3 separate regions of the Mus musculus genome follow, and all the other regions are linked to region 2. A link is a loop called in an ENCODE intact Hi-C map of the cell type or tissue named here. Cell type or tissue: left cerebral cortex. All regions are shown on one strand.

Region 1 (8,000 bases), 72 kb before region 2:
AGTTCTGGGAAGGAAACTCCATAGGGAGAATGGCTTGCCCAACAGCTACTGCTGAATCTCCCAAAGCCCAAGGTCAAAGTGCTGGGAGACTGGTCCACAGGACTACTGTCTTCCTGGCTTATGGGGCTGCAGTTCTTCTATCTTCATCTGGCTTTGGTCCCCTTTCTCCCATTCTAATGATGCTCATTAATCTCCTCCCTCCATGATCTCATCTTCATCATCTCCAGAACTCCACCTCTACCTGCTTCCACATGGAAGAGTCAAGCAGTGACTACTTTCTCTAGTTACCCATCCATTCAGTGTGTACTAGGCATCAACTAGACTAGGAATTATGGATACAGTGATATGGGCCTAATAACAGGATGGACAGATAACTGCAGTCAATTGTGTACAGTGTCTAGGGACATGTGAAGGCAGTCAGTGAAGTGCATGCCTGAGTTCAGACCCCCCACCCAGAGCCTGTGTTAAAAAGCTGGTCAAGGGCTAGAGAGATGGTTTAGTGGTTAAGAGCACCGACTGCTCTTCCAGTGGTCCTGAGTTCAATTCCCAGCAACCACATGGTGGCTCATAACCATCTCTAATGGAATCTGATGCCCTCTTCTGGTATGTTTAAAGAGAGCAATGGTGTACTCATATACATAAAATCAATAAAAAAATCTTTAAAACAAACAAACAAACAAAAAACCAGTCACACTAAATGATTGTAACGTCAGAGACAAGTAGATCCCTAGAACTCACTGGTTCAGTGAGCTTCAAGGTTTACCAAGAGACCTTTCTCAAGAATTAGGAAGATGGAAGTGAGTAAAGAGACTGCTATCAACCTCTGGTATATACATAGGCCTGCATGCACCTGTGCATACATGCAAGCTAAGTGTGTGCTTACACACACACACACACACACACACACACACACACACACACACACTTGTTTACAGAGAAAATAGGAAATGAATCATGTCAATTCTAGATCCAGAAGTTCCAGCAATCCTCTGAGACTTGGGAAAGAATCTCCTCGCCTCTGTCTAACTTTTGATCGTGAATGTCTGGACTCGCAACACTGCAGTCTTCGCCTCTGTGCTTAGCACGCTCTACGCAGCAATTCTCTCTTCATCTGAAGATACTGGTCACACTGGATGCTAAGTACTGCATTTTGACTTGATGAGCTCCGTAAGATACTATTTCTAGATACAGTAGTATCTGGGAGTCAAGGTTTTGAAGTGCATTGTAAGGAATAGCTATGTCATGCATTGGGAATCTATTAAGAGCACCAAGTTCAACTCAGTTATTCCTTTGAAGGGAGCAGTTAGGGTTTCCAGGTTAAAGATCTATAGACGTATGCTAAGTGATGTTTTCATATGAAAATCGATTTAATGGCTGCTCTAATTTTCCCAGTTATCTTCTTGCCAACAACATATTACCTGAAAATGCTTCCTTAATGGACTCTTGGTCTCCTCCCTTTCCTTGCACACTCCTGTGGACCTGTTCGTAAACCAATACAAGAAGCTGACATAGGGGGTCAAGAGGATGCCCAAATACAACCCCCTCTTTGCTTGTTTTCTTAACGCTACAGTAGCTACAAAAGGTCATGAATATGTTAAGTAGCCTGTTTTTAGTACTTCTGCAATGTTTGCACAAATCAAAATATCACTTCATACACTGTAACCTTTAGTTGTTAAATAGACCTTCATAAATCTGGAGGAGTTGAATTGAAATTAGTTATTTTCTAATATGCAATTAAGTGATTAGAAAAGACACCCATTTGAAGCTACATCTCGTTCATTACCTTGCGACCTGTTAGGGTATTGATAATGAGGGTGCAGAGCTCACAGGGTTTATGGAGATTAGAATTACATTGATAAAGTTTGTCATAGTTTCTTCTTTAAAACGGTGTCATGTTCACATACCGACAGGTATTTGGAATGTTATTTAACAGCCAAGATGATATTCTCGGTCCTGAAAGTGAAACCATGAAAAAGAGAGAAAAATAATTTCTGTTTGAAGTGTGGGTAGCTACAGGTGACTGTGGATACGTTTTTTAAATTAAGCCAGTACAACTTGTGGATGGATCAGCAACCGGATATGTTCACTAGAGAGGTGTCAAGTACAACACTATATACTATAGAGAGGAAATAAATGAGGGCATGTATTGGCTCTGTGCAAAACATGTAGAAAACATTTTATTGTTCAAAAAAAAAATTCCTTAGCAGAGCTTGGCAGTAGGGACCCGTGTTTGATGTTGAATGAAATAATCAAGGAAGTGGAAATGGTTATGTTCTCCATTAGAGGAAATGAAATAGAATGGAAGTAACTTCCCATTTGTGCTACAGAAGTGGGAAATAGCAGCAGGAGCCCTTCCATAAAAACACTGAATGAGGAGCAGATGCATACAAAGTATTTGAATTACTTCACCTTGTTTGTGGAGCTATTGGCAATGCCTATTTTATTTTCAGAGTGAAATGGCAAGGTCTTTTAGATAGTATGTTAATTTTGGTCAGTTCTGCCTGTGGGGGATCATCACAGTCTTGATTAATCTGGGCCAAGACTAGCTTGGCACTTTGTTAAATTGTGGTGTAGTGGGCTCTTGGCCGACCCTTCCAGAGGTAACTCACCAGACATCTGCCAGTTAACCTCTCTTCCCTTTCCGCTCTTTCTCTTTGTTCCTGTTGTTTTAGATATTGTCCCACCCTGCAGATAACCATCAGGAAATGGGAGCTCCCTATGCTAGCTGTGGGATGGGAAACATCCCCATGGGCTCCCTTAGTTTATCTTCCTACCTAAGCCATATATAAGTCATCCAGAGTAGCTTGTCTGTTCCTGGGTCTGAGGGACCACGTTCTGCACAGATGAATCAGGGATACACAGAACGAGACTAGAGTCATCCCTTTTCTTCATACCTCCCAACACCTTGTGCAAAAAGCAGAACTGTGAACATACCAGGCCATGATCTTGCGCCATGCTTAGCAACCCTTGACACTATAGTATGTGTACCACCCAAAGAAGGTGGGCATCTGTAACATGAGCTTCCCCTTAGACATGTTCTAGTCCAGCTTTACTGACATCACTAAATATCCAATAATCACTAATATTAACCATAGGATATGCATTCATTATCTCGAAGTGACAGGCCATAGCATTTCATAGCATAATAAAATATTTGATCAACTCTTGGCCCATGAATAACAAAGCCCTTAGTTGGCCAAATCAAGAATGGTAAATGACAACAGGATTAGACCTGGAAGTTGACAGGAGATATGTGTGTGTCTGTGTATATATATATATATATATATACACACACACACATATTTGTATGTATGTAAATGTGTATATATGTATATACATATATGTATATATGTACATATTCATATATATATGTGTGTATATGTGTGTATGTGTGTGTGTGTGTGTGTATTGGTCTTTACATTGTAAATGACTAAATTCCTAATGCTGAAACTCTATTTTATAACAGTGTAACATTTATCAATAGGGACTCTGAGATTCTATGAGATATGCAGTGTTACTTTTCTGTGGCTGTAATAAGATGCCATGACTAGAAGCAACTTAAGGAGGAAAGCTTATTTTAGTCTGTGGATGCTGATGGCAGGGAGGCATGGGAGTAGGTGGCTAGAGTAGGAAGCTGAGAGCTCGCACCTCAGGCACACCCAGGAAATAGAGTGAACTGAAAGTGAGTTAATGTTACAAACTCTCAAATCCACACCCAGTGGTGTGTGCCCTCCAAGAACCCTTCACACCCTAAAATCTCCAATCATCCCAAACACACCACCATCAGGAAGCCAAGTATTCAAATACATGGGCCCGTGGGAGATATTCCTCATCCAAACCACAAACTTTACTAATGAATGGATAGCATTCTAGAGTCATGCTTGAAATAGATTTCTCTCCTTCTACTTGACAACCACTATAAAAAAATTGAGAGTGGTTTCTTCCTCAAGAAGTTGGTAATAGAATTACCATGTAATGCAGCAATTCTGTTGCTGGGCTTATAACTAAAGAATTGAAAATTAAAGGGCCAGGAAGTATCATTATATATATATATATTATATATATATATATCTTGCTCATGGCAAGAATTTGCAAATGTGGCTAGAAGGTTGAAGCAACACAGTATTCACTGATAGAGGAATAGGTTTACAGAATGTGGTAGATGCCACAATGGGATCTTATTCAGTGGAAGAAAAAGGAGGGGATTCTACCATTTGCTACAGGGTAAAGGAACTTTGAGGACACTATGCTAAGTGAAATAAGCAGTTACAAGCATTTCATTACACTGCTTATATGAGGTACCAAGAGGAGTCAAAACCTTTAAAAAGGAACTGGAGGTGGATGTCAGGGGCTGAGAGAAGGAAAGAAAACTGCAGTTACTTAATGGGTTTAGAGTTTCAGCTTTGCAGGATGAAGATAGAGTTGGAGACTGATAGAGCACTCCTGTGGAAATATCTAATGACTGAACTATACTCTTAAGGTGGTGAATATTAGGTTATGAATATTTTAGCATAGCTATAATTTTAATAATTAAACTAGTATAAAGACACAATCTGGATCCTCTGACCATGTATAGTCCCATCTTATAGAAGTCACTCACTCAAATGTCACCATCCAACAGGAAGGGAGAAGTGTCACAAATATAAATTGCCACATCCAAAACAATGCTTCCCGATCAAGATATAGTAGCAAGAGAACAAAATTGAGTTTTGAAGATTTGCCCCAAAGGAGATGTTATTGAAAGGACTCCAGGTGTCTCCGCCTAAGAAGGAGATATGCTGACCGGGCAGGAAAGGGTTAATTTGGCACTTCTCAGGCTTGCTCTGCCTGCCCCAGCCCTGCTCAGGATTTTAAAAAAAGTTTTGTGAGTTTTCCCCTTTTTGATTAGAGTCTGGGAGCTGAGACCTTGCACTTTTATATTGTTTCTGTGTCAGGGCCTCAGACATGCTATCCTGCTGTGCTCAGGTCATTGCATAGAGACAGCATGGTTTTGGGGAACCACCTTTACATACACAAACTCACTGCACACTCCTACACTCCCACTAGCACATACACCTGACTTATACACTTGTATAAATAAAAACAAATCTTTTTAAAAGGAGGAAGACATTTGAGCTCCTTACAGTCTAAAGAAAAAGGCAGTGGTCCTTGTTACAAAGCGTCTCAGGCTACTGTGGCTAAGCAAGGCAGACAGGTAGAAATAGAGAACCACGCCCTGGCTCCCCCTCTTCAGTGAGTGCCTTCCTCTCAGCCACAGAGATCTCAGCATGTTCTCTGAGTTTCTAGACATGTCAGAGGGCAGGAAATCCTGTTAGGGCCACATCATAGGACATATATTTTATTTGAGGAAACTTCTAGAAGGAATGACACAGAAGGAAAGTACCTCATTTTTGGTGCAATGAAGAGGTCCACGTTTGAACACCTCAGACTAGGCAGAAAAATGTTCTGTTTCCACTAAATATGGGATTGCTAAGACCAAGGGGAACTCTGATAAGTAAGAATTCTAAATATTCTACAGAAAGGAGACAGCTTAGCCTAAGTATGAACATGAAAAGTGCTTGACACATTCTACTCAGCTCTTGAAAGGCAGTGGGAGCAGAACCCCAGTCTCTACTTTCTGCCAAGTCAGGCTCCAGTCAATTATCCTCATTGCTGTCCGCCCTTTGGCTTACAGCCCTGGGAGCCAAGTGTGCCCAAAGAAGCCATATTGTTGTCATATCTGTACATGTCACTCCAGAGATGCTTCAGCTACAAGATTTCATATCTGAATGTCTCCTGAAAAAATGAATTGCTATGGTCATTAAAGTTATTATGTGCTGTGTGGAAATAATACTTGATACAAAATGGTATTTCTTTTTAATTCTGTGGTGCTTTTTGATATATATATGTGTGTGTGTGTGTGTGTGTGTGTGTGTGTGTGTGTGTATATATATATATATATATATCACCCAAGACTTATCTTCATTCACTGAGATACTCAAGTAAGCAGCCAGAAACATACATAAAGTGTCTGTCATATTCTTGATAGTACTTGAGGGAGCTCTCTCTCTCCTGGAAGGATTCAAGAGTCATGTCTATGCAGACAATTTTGTGAAGAGCAAGGGGCCCAGTTGAATATGACCACAGTTGGGAGGAAAGGAGAGAAGAGAGGGAAAGGAAGATGGAGAGAAAGCAAGGGAGGGAAAGGAAAAGGAAAAGGAAAAGAGGAAGAGGAGGGAGAATAAGAAAAGAAGGAAGAAGAGCAAAAGAAGGGGAGGGAGGAAGGTTGTCAGTTGGGCTGGCTGGTCACAGAGGTTGTGGGTCAAGGGCAGAATGGTGTCAGCAAGGCTAGGCAGAGGCCAGTGGCCTGAAGATCTGCCCAGCAGCCACTGTTGATTATTCCAAAGGCCAGTTTTAGGTGTACCATGAAGCACTGTGCTCCAAAGAAGCAGAGAGCTGTGTGTGTGCAGTGACAGTGTGTGTGTTCATGCATGTTATAATCTATACATGATATCACATGCATGTTGTCAGCCATGTATGTTATCATATATGCACGTTGTCAGTCATGTATGCTATATCATCTACACATAATATCACCCATGCATGTCATCTAACATTCATGGATGTTAGCATCCATGCATACTATTACACATGTATGTAATCACCTATACATTACCACCCAGGAATGTTACCACCCATGCATATTGCCATGCATACATGTAATTACCCATGTGTGTTGTCACACTTGCATGTTGTCACCTGATTATATTGCTATTGCCCAGGTATGCTATCAGCTTTGCATTTTGTCATCTATGAACATATAATCCATACATATCATCATCCATGCAGTATCATAGCTTTGATGCCAAAGTTTTTTTTTAATTTTTTAAATTATTAAATTTTTAAAATTATTATTCTTTAATCTTGTTTTAGAGTCCAGTCATTATCCCCCTCCCAGTCTGCCCTCTGACTGTCCCTCATCACACATCTCCTTCATCTCCAAGAAGATGTCCCCACCTTCACCCCACCACAGGGGTCTCTTCTGTCCATCGGTTAGGTATAAATATTTGCATCTGACTCTTTCAGTGGCTTGTTGGGCCTCTCGGAGGGCAGCCATGCTAGGGTTATGCCTGTAAGCACACCATAGCATCAGTAATAGTGTCAGGCCTTGGAGCCTCCCCTTGAGCTGGATCCCAATTTGGGCCTGTCACTGGACTTTCATTCCCTCCGGCTCTTCTCCATTTTTGTCCCTGTAGTTCTTTTAGACAGGAACAATTCTGGGTCAGAGTTTTTGACTGTGGGATGGCAACCCGCTCCCTCACTTGATGTCCTATCTTTCTATTGGAGATAAACTCCACAAATTCCATCTCCTCACTGTTGGTCATTTCATCTAAGGTTCCTCCCTCTGAGTTCTGAGCATCTCTCACCTCCCAGGTTGCTGGTACATTCTAGAGGGTCCCCCCACCTCCTACCTCCTGAGGTTGCCTGTTTCCATTCTTTCTGCAGGCACTCAGGGCTTCAGTCCTGTCCCCCCACCCCCAATACCTAATCATGTTTCCCTTTTACCCTCCCTGTCCCCTCTTGAACCTAGGTCCCTCCCTCCCTCACTCCCCCCTCCCCATCACTGCTTTCTTCTCCCTCCCAAGTAGGATTGAGGCATCCTCACTTCAGCTTGTTAACCTTCTTGAGTTTTATGGATTGTATCCTGTGTATTCTGTACTTTTTTGACTAATATCCACTTATTAGTGAGTACATACCATGCATGCCCTTTTGGCTCTGAGTTACTTCATTCAGGACGATATTTTCTAGTTCCATCCATTTGCCTGCAAAACTCATGATGTCCTTGTTGTGGAAGTTCTTGTAATGTTTACTGGTGTGTGGGAGTTTCCAATTTTCCTAATATATCCAGGTAAAACTTAATTTGTATTTTGTCACCAAAGTTATCATATATTTTTAATTTTTTCTACAAGTTGGTGCTTTGAATGATGCTTGTATTGCATTTATAACGGTGATAAATGGGC
Region 2 (8,000 bases):
GTTCACATGTGTCTATTCCAGACACCTAACTATCTACCTGCACATGATAACCAAGACATAATACCCAGAAATGATGGGAAGAGTGAAATGTATAGTAGTGACTGATAGAGAAGTTGAGGATCTAAAATATAAGGGGGAAACAGTGAGAAAACTGAAGCACTCAATAATAGGACAACAGAAAACAAACTAAACAGGCACATTGTTGCCAAGGCCAAGTTCAGGGTGAATCACGCAATGATCTGTTTATTGGGCCAGACATTTCACTAGACATTGTTCTAGGTGTTGAGAATACATAGTCCGAAAGTTGTGTACTTGCAATCATGAAAGTTATTCAAAATATATGTATTAGGTACTTAACAGTAAGCTAAGCTTCAAAGACAGGAAATGTGGATCATTGTTAATTAAAAACTCTAGGTTTACTTGGTAGCACAAAATCAGCCCCTCAAAGGAAGGTAAGTAGCCTGGGCTGGTGTACCAGACTTACATGAGATTCAGTAATCTGAGAACACCAGGGGAATTCTGCATACATATGCAGGGATGTTTGAAAGTATTATCTTGCCTTTCCACTATAAAAGGCAATTCTGATTTCAGAAAAATTACAGTATGTAAACCTAGAGTATTTGTTTTCTGAACTCACCAGATGTGAAAAAAACATTTTCTTTATTTACTACATAGTCATTGTTTACAAGTTAGAGTTACATATTCTGTAAAAAATGTGTACTGCAGATAATTCACCTTATAAGAAGAAAATTTTAATTAAATATTTAACATAAAATTTTATACGTACAAACAGTTCTGTGGAGCTTTCTGTTTTCAGTCTAGGTTTTAGAGATTATTTTGTTTAATTTCTACAGGTGTTTAGAGTAGCAGAGCCATAAAGCAGTGTAATTGCAATTATGAGATCAGTTTTAATTTATTCAGGATATATGTGTTAGGTATTTAACAATAAATTAAGCTGCAAAGACAGGTAATTTGTTTGTGAGCATGTGTCTGTGTCTATCCGAATGCATGGATGGTGCCTGTGAAGACAAGAAGAGGGCAGTGAAACCCTGGAGTCCACTTTTTTTTTAAAGTTAACCTGTTTAAGTTAAGCTAATGTGTATATCAGATTATATTAACTATACAAAATATGTACAAAGTATAACTGCTGTCCTTTCTATTCAACTTCATGCTTTGTTATCTAGAAAGAGAGACTATCCCTTCTTTGTGGTTATGGAGAATTTATCCATGGTTCAGTTTAAGCAGTTAATTTTACTGAACATTTAACCTTAGAATATGGCATGGCTCTTATCATCCTCATTTGTAGATGGGTGTACTACAGGCAGGGAGAAAGTAAGTGCCTCACTTATAGCAACATAATCGTCTTAAGTTCCAAGCTTAAAATGTACCCACAAATTTGTTGCACATAGCAGGAGTCATATTGTGTTAGACAAGGCAAGGCTTTCAAGTCTTAAGCTTTCTCATGATTTCCAGTCTCCACCACCTCCTGAGCCTCCTTGTACTGTCAACACAAGACAAGTAATTTTCTTTCCTTGTTGAGAGTTTCATTTCCTGATGATGATGCCTGGCATGGGGATCAGAGTTCACCAACCCACAGACAATCCTCTTTACTGTGGCCTTGTAATCCCTTCGCTTTCTCTTCTGTGGTGATCCTGTTCCATGTCCCATCCTTGCCACTCTCTCCTTCCTCCTCTCCTATCATCATCCATCATCAGTAACTGAAATCACCCACAACTGTTTTGTCAAGCATCCTACTCCCCAATCAAGCAAGGTTTCTCCATCCATTCGAACCCCATGTCTCTGATGCTGCTTTCCTTCAGTTTCATTTCATCCTTTCCCTTCGTGTGGTCTCAATCAAGTGATCATAAAACTCACCCACTGGACACATCCTCAATCCCATGTCCACATCTCTCTTCTATTAGTAGTCTGGTGAAGAAATATAAAGCCTGATTAAAGGCCGTTTCTGCATAGCCTGTGCCCCCACACCGGCAGCTGATGGGCTGGAGAACCCACACACTCTGATAGCAACTAACCCAACTGGGCTCCAGTGCTGTGCAGCAGTCATAAGGCATTCCCAACCCCAAGCTCTCTCCATTTCTGGGACATCTATTTCATACCTTGTCTCCTCAGCTTTCCACACCTCCTCCCTGTCCTCACTCCTAGCTGACGACACTGCTTCCTCTTTCTGCAAGAAAAATAGAAGCAATCAGAAAAGAATATCTGCAGGCTCCCACAAATACATCAACCCACATACTTGCATCTGTGCCCAAATACTCGATCCTCTCTTCTGTTGCTGTGGATAAACCATCTGTGCTCCCAACCAAGGCCAGCCCCTCCTGTGAGCCTTAGATAGTATCCTTACCCTTTCTCTCAAAGAGTTGCAGATATACTTCTTTTGTTCCATTGTCTTCTACATCCCTTTCCATTGAATACCCTCCTATCACAAACACTTGTGCATGTGAGGCACACACACTTGCACATGCATATGTATGCGCATGCACACAAACACACATGCATACATTATTAAAGTTATCCTATTCACCCTGATTGCCTCCCAGCTACTGTACAAATACCCTTCTTCCATTAATACAAACAAGTGGATAAGAAGTATCCAGGCTCCTTCTTGATTTCTACGTTCTCTCTGGAAACTATTGTAATGAACCATTATCATCATCTGTCCCAGGCCAGGTTGAAAAAAGTTGGCCTTCTTATCTATTTACTAGATATTAGCCGTGCTCATTTCTCATCCATCAGACACTTTTTACAAAGAGCTCCTGTATCCACAAAACTCTTTGTTCATTCAGTTTTCTGCTTTGTTTATTCTGTTTTCTGCTTTTCTCCCTACACTCCCAGCTATTTCTTGGTAGCCTTTCTGGGTTTTCAACAAAACTTTATTGAACACCTGCATTGTACCAAGTAGTGTTCAGAGCATTTGTGATATGTCCATATGCATAAAAACAGACACGGTTTCCTGGTGTTAATTATATGACTTGTCTTGAGAGGATAAAGTACTTATATCCATAATTTTTGGCTACTTTATTGCATTCCTTTTCCAACCTTCTTCATCCCAATCCCTTCCAACCCCCAACACAGGGTAGGCAAGTTTAGAGGGCAAAGTGGGTGTCAATCTCGTTAGAACACTTCCTGATGATTAGGGGCATTGAGTTCCTTGGGGCAAGTCCAATCTTTGTCATGAGGATATCCAACTTCTTCCTCTCTCCAAACTTCTCTTTGCTCACAACCACTGGACAAACCACAGTAAAGGGAGTTGGGAGCAGGAGGGACAGCAGCAGGTTTTCCAGGCTCTGGCATTTTATAGCCTCACAAGAGTCCCCAGAATTCCAAATGTAATCTATCTTCAGCTGGCAGAATCACACTCCTGCCAGAGCACAAGACAAATCATACTCGGCTGCTACGGACAATCTGAAGCATCCCATACCCCACACCAGGAGTTAAAACAGAAACATATTCACATAACATGGCTGCTTTTTTTTTTTTTTTTTTTTTTTAAAGAAACCACAATACTCACTACAAATAGAGAATAAAACTTGGAGGGCAAACAGGACAGGGGATGTTGATGTTTTACCTTTAAGTAAGAAGTCAGTGAAAACTCACTGTAATGATGACCCCAAAGAGGCAAATACATTCCCCTGTGAGGTATTTGCCCTGGCTCTCCATAAGGAACTTTCTCTCCTAGGTGATAGCCCTGTTTCCCTCCTCTTTCTCTGGGCCATCACTAGATCTCCCTTCTCCACAGTGTGGAATCCCACTTGGTCCTGTAGAGCCATCTCGGTAACTGAAGGGGGAGTGTTGATAATTCCTACAGTAATATAGGTTTGTCAGTTCCTATGCTGTTTTATCAGTTCTTAGATATTTTCAAATTTACTATGTATGTTCAATCTCTGGATTAACATGTTTTCTACGAATGTGGGACTCTGATAGTAAATTACTATTAGGACTATTTATGGTACTTACAGAAGTTTTCAGTTAGTGTCTCCTGATGTATTTTACCCTCTACAAATTCCAGCCTCTCTATTTCCCTAATGATTAGATGTATCTCTCATAAAACCCTTCCCCTTTTCATTTTGTCTTCATCCACGTACATATATGCTGTTTGATCTTTCATTTTAACTGGTTTTGTTTGTCCCTCTGATCTAGGCAACCTCATTCCTTTGTCTAATAAAGTTATGCACTTTATATTTGTACCACATTCTTTATCTGATTTAAAAAAATCATTTAACTATTTTCTTTTTAAAATATTTTTATTAGGTATTTTCCTCATTTACATTTCCAATGCTATACCAAAAGTCCCCCATAGCTATCCTTTCACCCCCCTACCCACCCACTCCCAATTTTAGGCCCTGGCATTCCCCTGTACTGGGACATATAAGGTTTACATGTCCAGTGGGCCTCTCTTTCCACTGAGGGCCGACTAGGCCATCTTTTGATACATATGCAGCTAGAGTCAAGAGCTCTGGGGTACTGGTTAGTTCATATTGTTGTTGTACCTACAGGGTTGCAGAACCCTTTAGCTCCTTGGATACGTTCTCTAGCTCCAACATTGGGGGCCCTGTGATCCATTCAATAGCGGACTGTGAGCATCCACTTACATGTTTACTAGGCCCCAGCATACTCTCACAAGAGACAGCTATATCAGGGTCCTTTCAGCAAAATCTTGCTAGTATATGCAATGGTGTCAGCGTTTGGAGGCTGATTATGGGATGGATCCCTGGATACGGCAGTCTCTAGATGGTCCATCCTTTTCTCTCAGCTCCAAACTTTGTCTCTGTAACTCCTTCCATGGGTGTTTTGTTCCCAATTCTAAGAAGGGGCAAAGTGTCCACACTTTTGTCTTCATTCTTGTTCAGTTTCATGTGTTTTGCAAATAGTATCTTATGTCTTGGGTATACTAAGTTTCTGGGCTAATATCCATTTATCAGTGAGTATATATCAGCTCCAAATTTTGTCTCTGTAACTCCTTCCATGGGTGTTTTGTTCCCATTTCTAAGAAGGGGCAAAGTGTCTACACTTTTGTCTTCGTTCTTCTTGAATTTCATGCGTTTAGCAAATTGTATCTTATATCTTGGGTATCCTAACTTTCTGGGCTAATATCCACTTATCAGTGAGTACATATTGTGAGAGTTCCTTTGTGATTGGGTTACCTCACTCAGGATGATGCCCTCCAGGTCCATCCATTTGCCTAGGAATTTCATAAATTCATTTTTTTAAATACCTGAGTAGTACTCCATTGTGTAAATGTACCACATTTTCTGTATCCATTCCTCTGTTGAGGGGCATCTGGGTTCTTTCCAGCTCCGGGCTATTATAAATAAGGCTGCTATGAACATAGTGGAGCATGTGTCCTTCTTACCGGTTGGGACATCTTCTGGATATATGCCCAGGAGAGGTATTGCGGGATCCTCCGGTAGTACTATGTCCAATTTTCTGAGGAACTGCCAGACTGATTTCCAGAGTGGTTGTACAAGCTTGCAATCCCACCAACAATGGAGGAGTGTTCCTCTTTCTCCACATCCTCGCCAGCATCTGCTGTCACCTGAATTTTTGATCTTAGCCATTCTGACTGGAGTGAAGTGGAATCTCAGGGTTGTTTTGATTAGCATTTCCCTGGTGATTAAGGATGTTGAACATTTTTTTAGGTGCTTCTCAGCCATTCGGTATTCCTCAGGTGAGAATTCTTTGTTCAGCTCTGAGCCCCATTTTTCATGGGGTTATTTGATTTTCTGGAGTCCACCTTCTTGAGTTCTTTATATATTGGATATTAGTCCCCTATCCGATTTGGGATAGGTAAAGATCCTTTCCCAATCTGTTGGTGGCCTTTTTGTCTTATTGATGGTGTCTTTTGCTTTGCAGAAGCTTTGCAATTTTATGAGGTCCCATTTATCGATTCTCGATCTTACAGCACAAGCCATTGCTGTTCTATTCAGGAATTTTCCCCCTGTACCCATATCTTCGAGGCTTTTCTCTACTTTCTCCTCTATAAGTTTCAGTGTCTCTGGTTTTATGTGGAGTTCCTTAATCCACTTAGATTTGACCTTAGTACAAGGAGATAGAAATGGATCAATTCGCATTCTTCTACATGATAACCGCCAGTTGTGCCAGCACCATTTGTTGAAAATGCTGTCTTTTTTCCACTGGATGGTTTTAGCTCCCTTGTCAAAGATCAAGTGACCATAGGTGTGTGGATTCATCTCTGGGTCTTCAATTCTGTTCCATTGGTCTACTTGTCTGTCACTATACCAATACCATGCAGTTTTTATCACAATTGCTCTGTAGTACAGCTTTAGGTCCGGCATGGTGATTCCACCAGAGGTTCTTTTATCCTTGAGAAGAGTTTTTGCTATCCTAGGTTTCTTGTTATTCCAGATGAATCTGCTGATTGCCCTTTCTAATTCGTTGAAGAATTGAGTTGGAATTTTGATGGGGATTGCATTGAATCTGTAGATTGCTTTTGGCAAGATAGCCATTTTTAAAATGTTGATCCTGCCAATCCATGAGCATGGGAGATCTTTCCATCTTCTGAGATCTTCTTTAATTTCTTTCTTCAGAGACTTGAAGTTCTTGTCATACAGATATTTCACTTCCTTAGTTAGAGTCACACCAAGGTATTTTATATTATTTGTGACTATTGAAAAGGGTGTTGTTTCCCTAATTTCTTTCTCAGCCTGTTTATCCTTTGTGTACAGAAAGGCCATTGACTTGTTTGAGTTAATTTTATATCCAGCTACTTCACTGAAGCTGTTTGTCAGGCTTAGGGGTCTCTGGTGTAATTTTTAGGGTCACTTATATATACTATCATATCATATGCAAAAAGTGATATTTTGACTTCCTCTTTCCCAATTTGTATCCCCTTGATCTCCTTTTGTTGTTGAATTGCTCTGGCTAATACTTCAAGTACTATGTTGAAAAGGTAGGGAGATAGTGGGCAGCCTTGTCTAGCCCCTTATTTCAGTGGGATTGCTTACAGCTTCTCACCATTTACTTTGATGTCGGCTACTGGTTTGCTGTAGATTGCTTTTATCATGGTTAGGTATGGGCCTTGAATTCCTGATCTTTCCAAGACTTTTATCATGAATGGGTGTTGGATTTTGTCAATGCTTTCTCTGCATCTAACGAGATGATCATGTGGTTTTTGTCTTTGAGTTTGTTTATATAATGGATTACATTGATGGATTTTCGTATATTAAACCATCCCTGCATCCCTGGGATGAAACCTACTTGGTTAGGATGGATGATTGTTTTGATGTGTTCTTGGATTCCATTTGTGAGAACTTTATTGAGGATTTTTGCATTGATATTCAAAGTGAAATTGGTCTGAAGTTCTCTATCTTTGTTGGGTCTTTTTGTGGTTTAGGTATCAGAGCAATTGTGGCTTCATAGAATGAGTTGGGAAGAGTACCTTCTGTTTCTATTTTGTGGAATAGTTTGTGCAGAACTGGAATTAGATCTTCTTTGAAGGTCTGATAGAACTCTGCACTAAACCCATCTGGTCCTGGGCTTTTTTTGGTTGGAAGACTATTAATGACTGCTTCTATTTCTTTAGGGGATATGGGGCTGTTTAGATGGTTAACATGATCCTGATTTAACTTTGGTACCTGGTATCTGTCTAGAAATGTGTCCATTTCATCCAGGTTTTCCAGTTTTGTTGAGTATAGCCTTTTGTAGAAGGATCTGATGGTGTTTTGGATTTCTTCAGGATCTGTTATGTCTCCCTTTTCATTTCTGATTTTGTTAATTAGGATGCTGTCCCTGTGCCCTCTAGTGAGTCTAGGTAAGGGTTTATCTATCTTGTTGATTTTTTCAAAGAACCAGCTCCTCGTTTGGTTGATTCTTTGAATAGTTCTTGTTTCCACTTGGTTGATTTTGCCCCTGAGTTTGATTATTCCCTGCTGTCTACTCCTCTTGGGTGAATTTGCTTCCTCTTGTTCTAGAGCTTTTAGATGTGTTGTCAAGCTGCTAATGTGTGCTCTCTCTAGTTTCTT
Region 3 (8,000 bases), 62 kb before region 2:
AACCTTCTTTTTCCTGTGAAAAGAAGCACTATGACAAAAGTCACGTTATAAAAGAGGGATGAAGTTATCAGTACCCTGATGTGATGAACAATGCATTTCTAAGATTCTGGAATGATCACCACGATTATAAATTACAAATCACCAACTATGTCACTTTAATTATTTTTCATCCTTTGCTTTCTATTGGGGTGATAAAACTCTGATCAAAATCATGTAAGGGAGGAAAGAGTTAATTTGATCTCAGGTCCTAGTCCATCACTGAAGGGAAGTGAGGGCAAGAACTTAGGGCAGGAACCTGGAGGCAGGAACGGAAGCAGAAGGCATGGACGAATGTTGCTTATTGGCTTTCTTTCTATAGCTTGCTCAGCCTGCTTTGTATTACAACGCAGGGTTGGCATCACCTACAGTGACCTGGGTTCTTACATGCCAGTCGTTAATCAAGAAAAATGTCCTACTGTCCTGCCCACAGGCTGAATTGGTGGAGGCATTTTTTCAGTTGAGGCTTCCTCTTCCAAATGTCTCCAGCTTAGTGTCAAATTGACAAAAATGAACTGTGACTGCCTGTTTCCTATTCAAAGGAACTGTTGGTTTCTCTCCCTGTGTGTATATAGCTGTCTGCTGGATATTAAGTTTGAAAGCACTGTGGCACCTGCCATGTTCTTGCTGACATCTTCTATCAACAATCCCTTGGAACAAGAACAGAGCGCTCAGAGAGATATTGTTACATCCCATAGAACCAACAGAGTGCAAACAGCATTAGCAGAGAGCAGTGAAATACATTTTTATTACATTCAAACTAAAATATGTAGTTCCTTAATATTAGAATATGTCTTTTCCATATCAGATTAGAAGGGTAAGTAGCTCATAGATGTAAAGGATTTTAAAATAAATACTTGCTACAATTAGGAAACAGTTCAAGCGACATATGAAGTCTGGAGTTGACAGAGCTTCCCTTTTTTTAAAATTATGATCTTTTTGATAAAACTGTGTTCTGTGAAAGAAAATAAATGTCAGTAAATGTAACTTCTTATAGGCAGAGGGTGGCATAGAGAGGTATTGGCACATTGATTGACTTGTAACTCATGCTCAAGTGATCCTCAGGCTCTGAGTTGAGGAGTATCTGAGATGACAACACTCTTTGAATGTGATCTGGTAGATAAATGTGCTGTTTTTGTCCCTACCACCATAAGTTGACAACTGCTCACACAGGTAATGCAGAGACCATCAAAATTTTTGGAATCTGCCACACTTCAGATCATCCTGTGTAGCAGTAAAATCCAAGATCTATATTTGAACTCTGAAGAATGGGCAGGAGCCATCACCTAGACATTCAGCCCGCTCTAATCTCCTCCAAATAGAAGGAGTTTAAATCTCTCGTGAAGTGTTCTGTCCTTTGGTTAGACTTTGTAAAGTCTAGATGAAGGGCTCTGCTTTTGTAGGGACTCCAGAGTTAATTATAGAAAACTGAAAATGGAACAACCCATAAAACAAGCAAATTTGAGAGGTTGACAGCAGTCATAGAGACCTAACTTTGGGTTCTGTTTCCTCCAGGTTATTGCATCTAGAACAAGCAGTGTTGTGTTCCTTCCAGATACCCAGGGGCTTGGATTTCCTCCACTTATCTCTTATATCTTTGTAACCATTGCCACAGAGATGATTGAGTTTTTATTTATTTTTTTCTGAACATAGTAAGTGGTAAGACTTCATTGGAAAATGCAAGCTTGTGAGAATTCTGTGCAAATCCTTCTGGTTGTACAGATCGGTGGCAGATAGTTAGGGACAGGTTTTTACCACCTCAGCTCACCTTTAGTTTCTGCTTCTGGTATTGAGAGGTGTCTCCATGCATACTGTAACAGCACTGCTCTGCATTGCTGCCTCAGGCTTGAGCAGAGCTGAACAGTTGATCTGTCAGTCTTAAATGCAGGAGAATTCTGGTCACAAGCAATCAAACAAACAAAAACACCACCCAAAATCAGGATTTTTATGTAGTGAATACAGGAGTCTGGGAATTGGTGCTTGTTTCTGAAGCTTTAGAAAGTACATTTCTGAGACATAAATGGTGGAGAGAGCAGTGTCTCAGAAGCATGCCAGTAAAGTCCCCGTAGGACCTAGTTCTAGTTGCCCTCAGCAGAAAGTTCCAGTAGCACACCTTTGGTTAGTTTTCTTCCTCCTTTGCAATCTTACTCCCAATACATTCTTCCTCTTTAGCTACCTGGGAATGCCTCCTCAAACAGCCACATACACCCAAATGCTGTCCTGTGGGATGAGCCCAACAGATCACATGTGAACAGCCGTGTAGCCATATAAATCAGCTAAATAAACCAGACAAGTGCTAGCATAAGAGAATATCACATTGAAAGTGTACTCCCCTGATGTCTGGATCCAAATCTTCCTACATTTACCTGCAGATTGAAGGAGCCTTCACATGCGTGTTGCAAGAGTACACCTGACTTTCTAAATGAAAGGCATCTCTGCCACTGTATTTGACCTATTGTCTATGAGATGTTTTTCATGGTCAGTTAAATTCTGGGTTAAATTATTCTGAAAAAAAAAGTAGTCGACTTTTGTTAAAACATTCCTCTGTGTAAGTGCCCTACTCATTCATGTATAGTTAGAATTACAGGATCACAAAGGTTGCAAACATTTTCATAGCTTCAGTTGGCAGAGAGGGAAAATAGGATTTAAGGAGAACTTCTGATCTGGCCTTTTCATTATGTATTCATATTAAGCCCTTTAAGATTCTCATGCACCTAAACTGAAGTTACATGGAGGTTATAAATATGTGGTTTCCGTTTTGCACATGCCTGTGTGCTGTGGTCTAGCATCCCCTTCCCATGGAGGTGGAGAGCATGGTGCAAAGTAATAAAGGCCCTGAGTATTCTTGCAGAGCCTTTTCAAAGCAAGACTGTTAATAAAGCATTGCCTTAGGAGGATGAGCACAGCAGGGAATTCTGTAATTATCCCAGAGTGGAGGTAGCTCTGTGGGGAACACTGCCCTGCAGGCTTCTGGCTCTGATATACATTCAGGAAATGTGGCCAAATGGTTTAGCTTTCTTCCTATGGCTAACATCCCAGGGTGAGGTCTCTATAGTCTAGTCCCATTTAATAACCTGCGGTGGCTTCCTTGGCTTTGATTTTATTTAAGGAAATTATAAACATTTTAAAGTATTCTTCTTAGATTCCCTGTTTGGTTGACATTTACAGAATGTGAGCATTTGCCAAGTTGAGGATGGGGATGGTCAACAATAGGGACACCACAGGCACATAACAATGACCGTGGAGAAGGATTTTTTAAAATCTGTTTTGTTGATCCAGAAGCAAGCTTTTTGGATGACTCTTTACCACTTTGCATTCAGGGAGCCTAATAATCCACTCTGATATGAACATGAACAGTAGATACTTGGAGGGCTTGAGCACCAACAGCCCCTCAGGTTCACTAAAGATGCCTCAATTTTGATGTGTGTATTGCCTACTGGCAAGCTAACATTTCTCAGATCTGCACTCTGAATACAACACTACCTTATGTCTCTGGAGAAACACAGGTGAGTGAAATATGGCTGATGCTCCCAGAGAGGTTACAACCAGTGTTGAGAAAAGCTACTCACTAGGGCTGGGTATTGTATGAAAATCAGATACAAATATGAGCAAGGATAACACAAAAGATGCTTAATCTCTTCTTCACTGATCCAGTGTACACCTGAAGAAGAAAGGCAGGAAGAAGGCATTTGTTGACTAGACATCAGATTCTACAAGGATTTGTAGATGTACTTAGAATGGTTGGTTGGGGTATTCATAGTGATAAATTTAATAAAGTCAAGAATAGATAGAGCATAGTGGAATTTTACAATATAACTTAGATGTCCATGTCAGATATGGGAGGAAGCAGGGATTATTCAATAAATAAAATGGAGGAACACAAATTTTAAAAAAATCATGAAAATTATTCTCTAGAGCTTAAACATATGTGCACACAATTCATATCTGTTTGCTTTTGGAATCTAATGGTACAAGGTCTTGCCATATTTAGAGAAGATAGGTGAACATCTTTCAGATAACAGAGTTTAAAAAAATAATACATGATAAAAAGTGCTGGGTGTGATTGTTTTCACTTAATGTGACTAAAATTAAATTAAGAACAAAGAAAAATAAGGTGACATAAGAAGTTGCCCACTTGCCTGGGGCAGACACAGTTTACAGCGTGAGAAACTTAAAACATGATTATAGCAAGGATATATAAAGTACATTTACTAATCAATAAGATAGCAATGACTCAAAGGAAAACTTGGACAGGAGATGTGGAAAGAATATGACAAAAGAAATCCACAGGTCAGAGGAAGACATGTTTATGCCAGTGCTGATCAGGGATATTCGGATGAGCACTTGAGTGTATACAGTACATAAGAAGAATTGAAAATTTGGGAAAACCATCTGTCAAATCTAATGCTGAAGGGGGTTTATACCAATTATCTTTGCAATGCTTGCAAAAGAGAACATAGCATAGTCCACTGGGAAAGTATGCCATTAAACATTGAAAGTCGTGTTGCCGCTGTCTCAGAAATTCTAGGGGAAGTAAGCCCAAGAGAAACTGTACTTTTACAAAAGCTGAGAAGAAATGTTTTGGAAAGAATCCAGTTTCTATCAGGAGAGAGTAGACACATCTATGAATACCTGGCTGACTGTGAATGAGGACCCTTTGAGGAAACAGGGAAGTGTAGGGAAGACTCAAGGGGTGAGTACAGAGACACTCTTTAACTAGAGACAACAGCTCAACATTTAGTGTGTTTCTTTTTCTTGAGATATGGCCTCAGTCTTTAACCCAGGCTGGCCTTGAGTTCATGGTAAGCTTCCTGTATTAGCCAACTTTGAACTAGGATGACAGATGTGGCTGTTGTGCCTTCCTTAAAATAAGTACTTTTAGGACTGCATTTAAATGAATTGAATCTATCTAGAAAGGCAAGTGTTGGGCTTGATTTAAAATGTTTGCCAAGAGTGTGGGAAGACAGGAAGTGAGAATGTATCTGGGCGGGATGAAAGAACAGAATGTTGGTACTTAGGAGTCTTGACTATCTTAAGGGATGGATTCACAATGTTTTGGCCATGGTAAAGCATAGCTAATTATATAAGCTAAACCTGTGCTCTATGCATGGAGCGGTAATGAGACAGTCATACATTGATATAAGTTCCTAGGAAAGGGCAATAACAACCATATAAAATATCTCCTATTAATTTTTTTAATTATAATCTAAAATTATCACCCATTGGAAACATAAAGCTTGTTTTTCAAATTTCTGGTATGTTATTTAGAGCTCTAGGTTCACATGGAAGAGGGCCACTTTACCAGATGAGAACCTTGAGAAAAATGATGTCATCTCATTAATGCTGGTTGTCCCAGTAAACAAAACCATCTAATTCATTGAAATTCCTTTGGGTATTTATGCTAAGTGTGATAGACAATGCAAAGAGTGAATTTCATCATGTAAATAGAGCATTGAACAGACATATACAAGAAAAGAAAGAAAGAAAGAAAGAAAGAAAGAAAGAAAGAAAGAAAGGAAGGAAGGAAGGAAGAAAGAAAGAAAGAAAGAAAGAAAGAAAGAAAGAAAGAAAGAAAGAAAGAAAGAAAGAAAGAAAGAAAGAAAGAAAGAAAGAGAGAAAGAAAGAAAAGAAGAAACGAGAAGAAAAAAGCATTCTTGGAAATCTCAGTTTTACTCTTGGTTCATTTGCTCCAAATTTTTGGTCATTCAAATTAAGAAAGGACACTAGTAATGGTCAATATCCTTGCATGTCCTCATAGCTAAAGAAAAGGGTATGACTGACCAAAAACACTTTTCGTAGAAATATGTCTTGCCATGAAAGAGTGACTGTGTCTATAGACAGCATGAGAATTTGTTGAACTTTAACTCTTGGAAATCAGCTGGGAAAACACTCTGCAGGAAGATAATCTGCTGATCTTGAACTTCTATTGAGAACCGTATGTCTCGCAAGTACTGCTGGGATGACACGCTTTTACACACTTGCTTCCCTCCCTGAGGTGGAGTCATGGTGGTTGCTCTTCAAGTCTCTTCAATATATATGTTAACACAGCTGCATGGAATCTGAAGCCTTTTAATGGTCATACCTGTCCTCACTGCTACGGGTTTCTTTCCCCAGCCTTGTGAACAAGGACACCGGGTGAAGCGTATTCATGCTGTGGCTAACATTGGCACCGCACTCAAATTCCTTGAAGGAAGGAAGGTAAGAAATGAAATGAAATGGAAACACTGGAGAGAAAGCTTGGGTCTACTGACTTTCTAACTGTTGTCTTTGGGGTATAACTGCACGCTGTCTGTACTACATGAGGCAGTCGAGTAAACAAATTTAGATTTACAGAAATGTTGCAAAAAGGAGACCACAGTTCACTTTACTTAACTCCCTCCAGGTTAAGAGCATAGGAAATGAGCCTGGCAGTGGTGACACATGCCTTTAATCTCAGCAATCAGGAGGCAGAGGCAGTCAGTTCTCTGAGTTCAAGGCCAGCCTTGTCTACAGCGTGAGTTCTAGAAGCCAGCACTACACAGAGAAACACTGTCTCAAAAACACAATAACAAACAAACATAAAGAACATATGTAATGATGGAACTATTATCAAAGTAAGAAAATTTAAACTAATGCACCATCGTTAATGAAAGTATAGAGCATGGTCTGTGTACCATTGTCCTAGGATTCAATCCAACACCACACCATTCATCTCATTGTCTCTTACTCTACAGCAAGTCTCCATGCTTTCTAGTGTTTCATGACCTTTGACACTTTTAATTCTGCTAGTTAGTCATTTTTGGGAACTCTCAGTTTGGGTTTATGCGTTGTGTTCTTCTGATTAGATTGCAGTTCCACATTGTTGGCAAGAATTCCAGGGAAGTAATATTAAATTCTTCCCAGTACATTTTGTGAATGTATCTAGGCTTCTGTTTTAATTCTCATGGTGTGTGGACATCCATCACTTGATAAGTTAGTCTCCTAGTCTGTTTTCTGTGGCTATCACAAAATAGTTAGTACTGGATAATATATAAAGAAGACTAGAACATCACTCTCTCATGGTTCCAGAAGCTGGTGCATCCAAGAGCCTTCTGACTGTATCACAATATATTGTTGAACATTGCATAGTGACACAGAGTACCCATGTGTCAGTCCAGGTTTATTCTTCTTGCCCTGGGAAGCCCCATGCTAACACCCTAATCTGACCCTAGTAACCTGTCTGAGACAGATTCAACAAATACTTTTGACATGAATTTAAAGATTATATTTTCACATGAAAATCCAGCAACACATTGAAATCACAGCAGGTTATATCTAAATGTTTTCATATGAGGTAGGTTGCATCTGAATATTTTCATATGATAATGTTGCTACTTTCCCACTTAGAGTTGAGAAATAATTTTAGGGAGATAATTGAGACCATGCTATTATTTAATTCTCAAATTTTAACTCCTTCAAATAGTTATTGTTCTACTTGCTCACTGATAACTTTATGTTCTACACACAAACACACACACACACACACACACACACACACATACACACACACACTGAAAGTATTCTAAAAGGAAATGGACTACTTATTAACTAATTATTTCTTTTTGTATTAACTCTGTATATTTGTTTTATTTCATGGTCATAGTTGATTATGCTTCTGTGCTGTGTTATTGTATTACTTTAGCTTTGGCTGTTGAGAGTCCTTCAGCTGGTGTCTGTGTCCTATAAGCCTGACTTCATTTCCTTTGTATCATATGGTCATATGTGTTTTAGATTATCTCATATTTTCCCTCCCATAGGTCTGAAATTGACCCCCTTCTCCAAGGAAGTTTTCTTGGTTTTGTTTGTGAATGGTATCTATGAGCAAGATCTGTGTGCTGGATACCTGTGTGGCAGCTGCTGGGGTGCCATTGCAGTTAGGTTCTTTTAGAAAACAGACCTAGAAAATAGGTGACTTTTCTAATACGTATGTCCATACTTTTGTAAAC

Evidence for each region. A loop is a pair of places that touch in the nucleus more often than their neighbours do. Peaks named below come from ENCODE experiments on the same cell type or tissue, not always from the same donor. Only the 100,000 strongest peaks of a DNase experiment are listed, where the experiment ranks them.
Region 1: a loop joins it to region 2, with 4 times the contacts of the local background. A loop is called at or near these places in 3 of 42 quality-filtered maps.
Region 3: a loop joins it to region 2, with 7 times the contacts of the local background. A loop is called at or near these places in 3 of 42 quality-filtered maps.

What each region holds. Positions count from the first base shown.
Region 1 is chr10:5,445,805-5,453,804 of GRCm38, reverse strand. The region is part of intron 2 of Syne1 (spectrin repeat containing, nuclear envelope 1); the gene reads left to right. Among named protein-coding and RNA genes, the nearest start is that of Gm40594, 20 kb to the left of the region's middle. In left cerebral cortex, no CTCF peak of the experiment used is centred here; a DNase peak (open chromatin) is centred at 3,660; H3K27ac peaks cover 299 bases.
Region 2 is chr10:5,373,359-5,381,358 of GRCm38, reverse strand. The region is part of intron 13 of Syne1 (spectrin repeat containing, nuclear envelope 1); the gene reads left to right. Among named protein-coding and RNA genes, the nearest start is that of Gm23573, 20 kb to the right of the region's middle. In left cerebral cortex, no CTCF peak of the experiment used is centred here; DNase peaks (open chromatin) are centred at 1,507, 2,191 and 3,299; H3K4me3 peaks cover 308 bases; H3K27ac peaks cover 1,536 bases.
Region 3 is chr10:5,434,973-5,442,972 of GRCm38, reverse strand. It overlaps Syne1 (spectrin repeat containing, nuclear envelope 1), which reads left to right. Exons shown (of 146, transcript NM_001347711.1): 4 at 6,151-6,234. Among named protein-coding and RNA genes, the nearest start is that of Gm40594, 31 kb to the left of the region's middle. In left cerebral cortex, no CTCF peak of the experiment used is centred here; a DNase peak (open chromatin) is centred at 4,985; H3K27ac peaks cover 564 bases.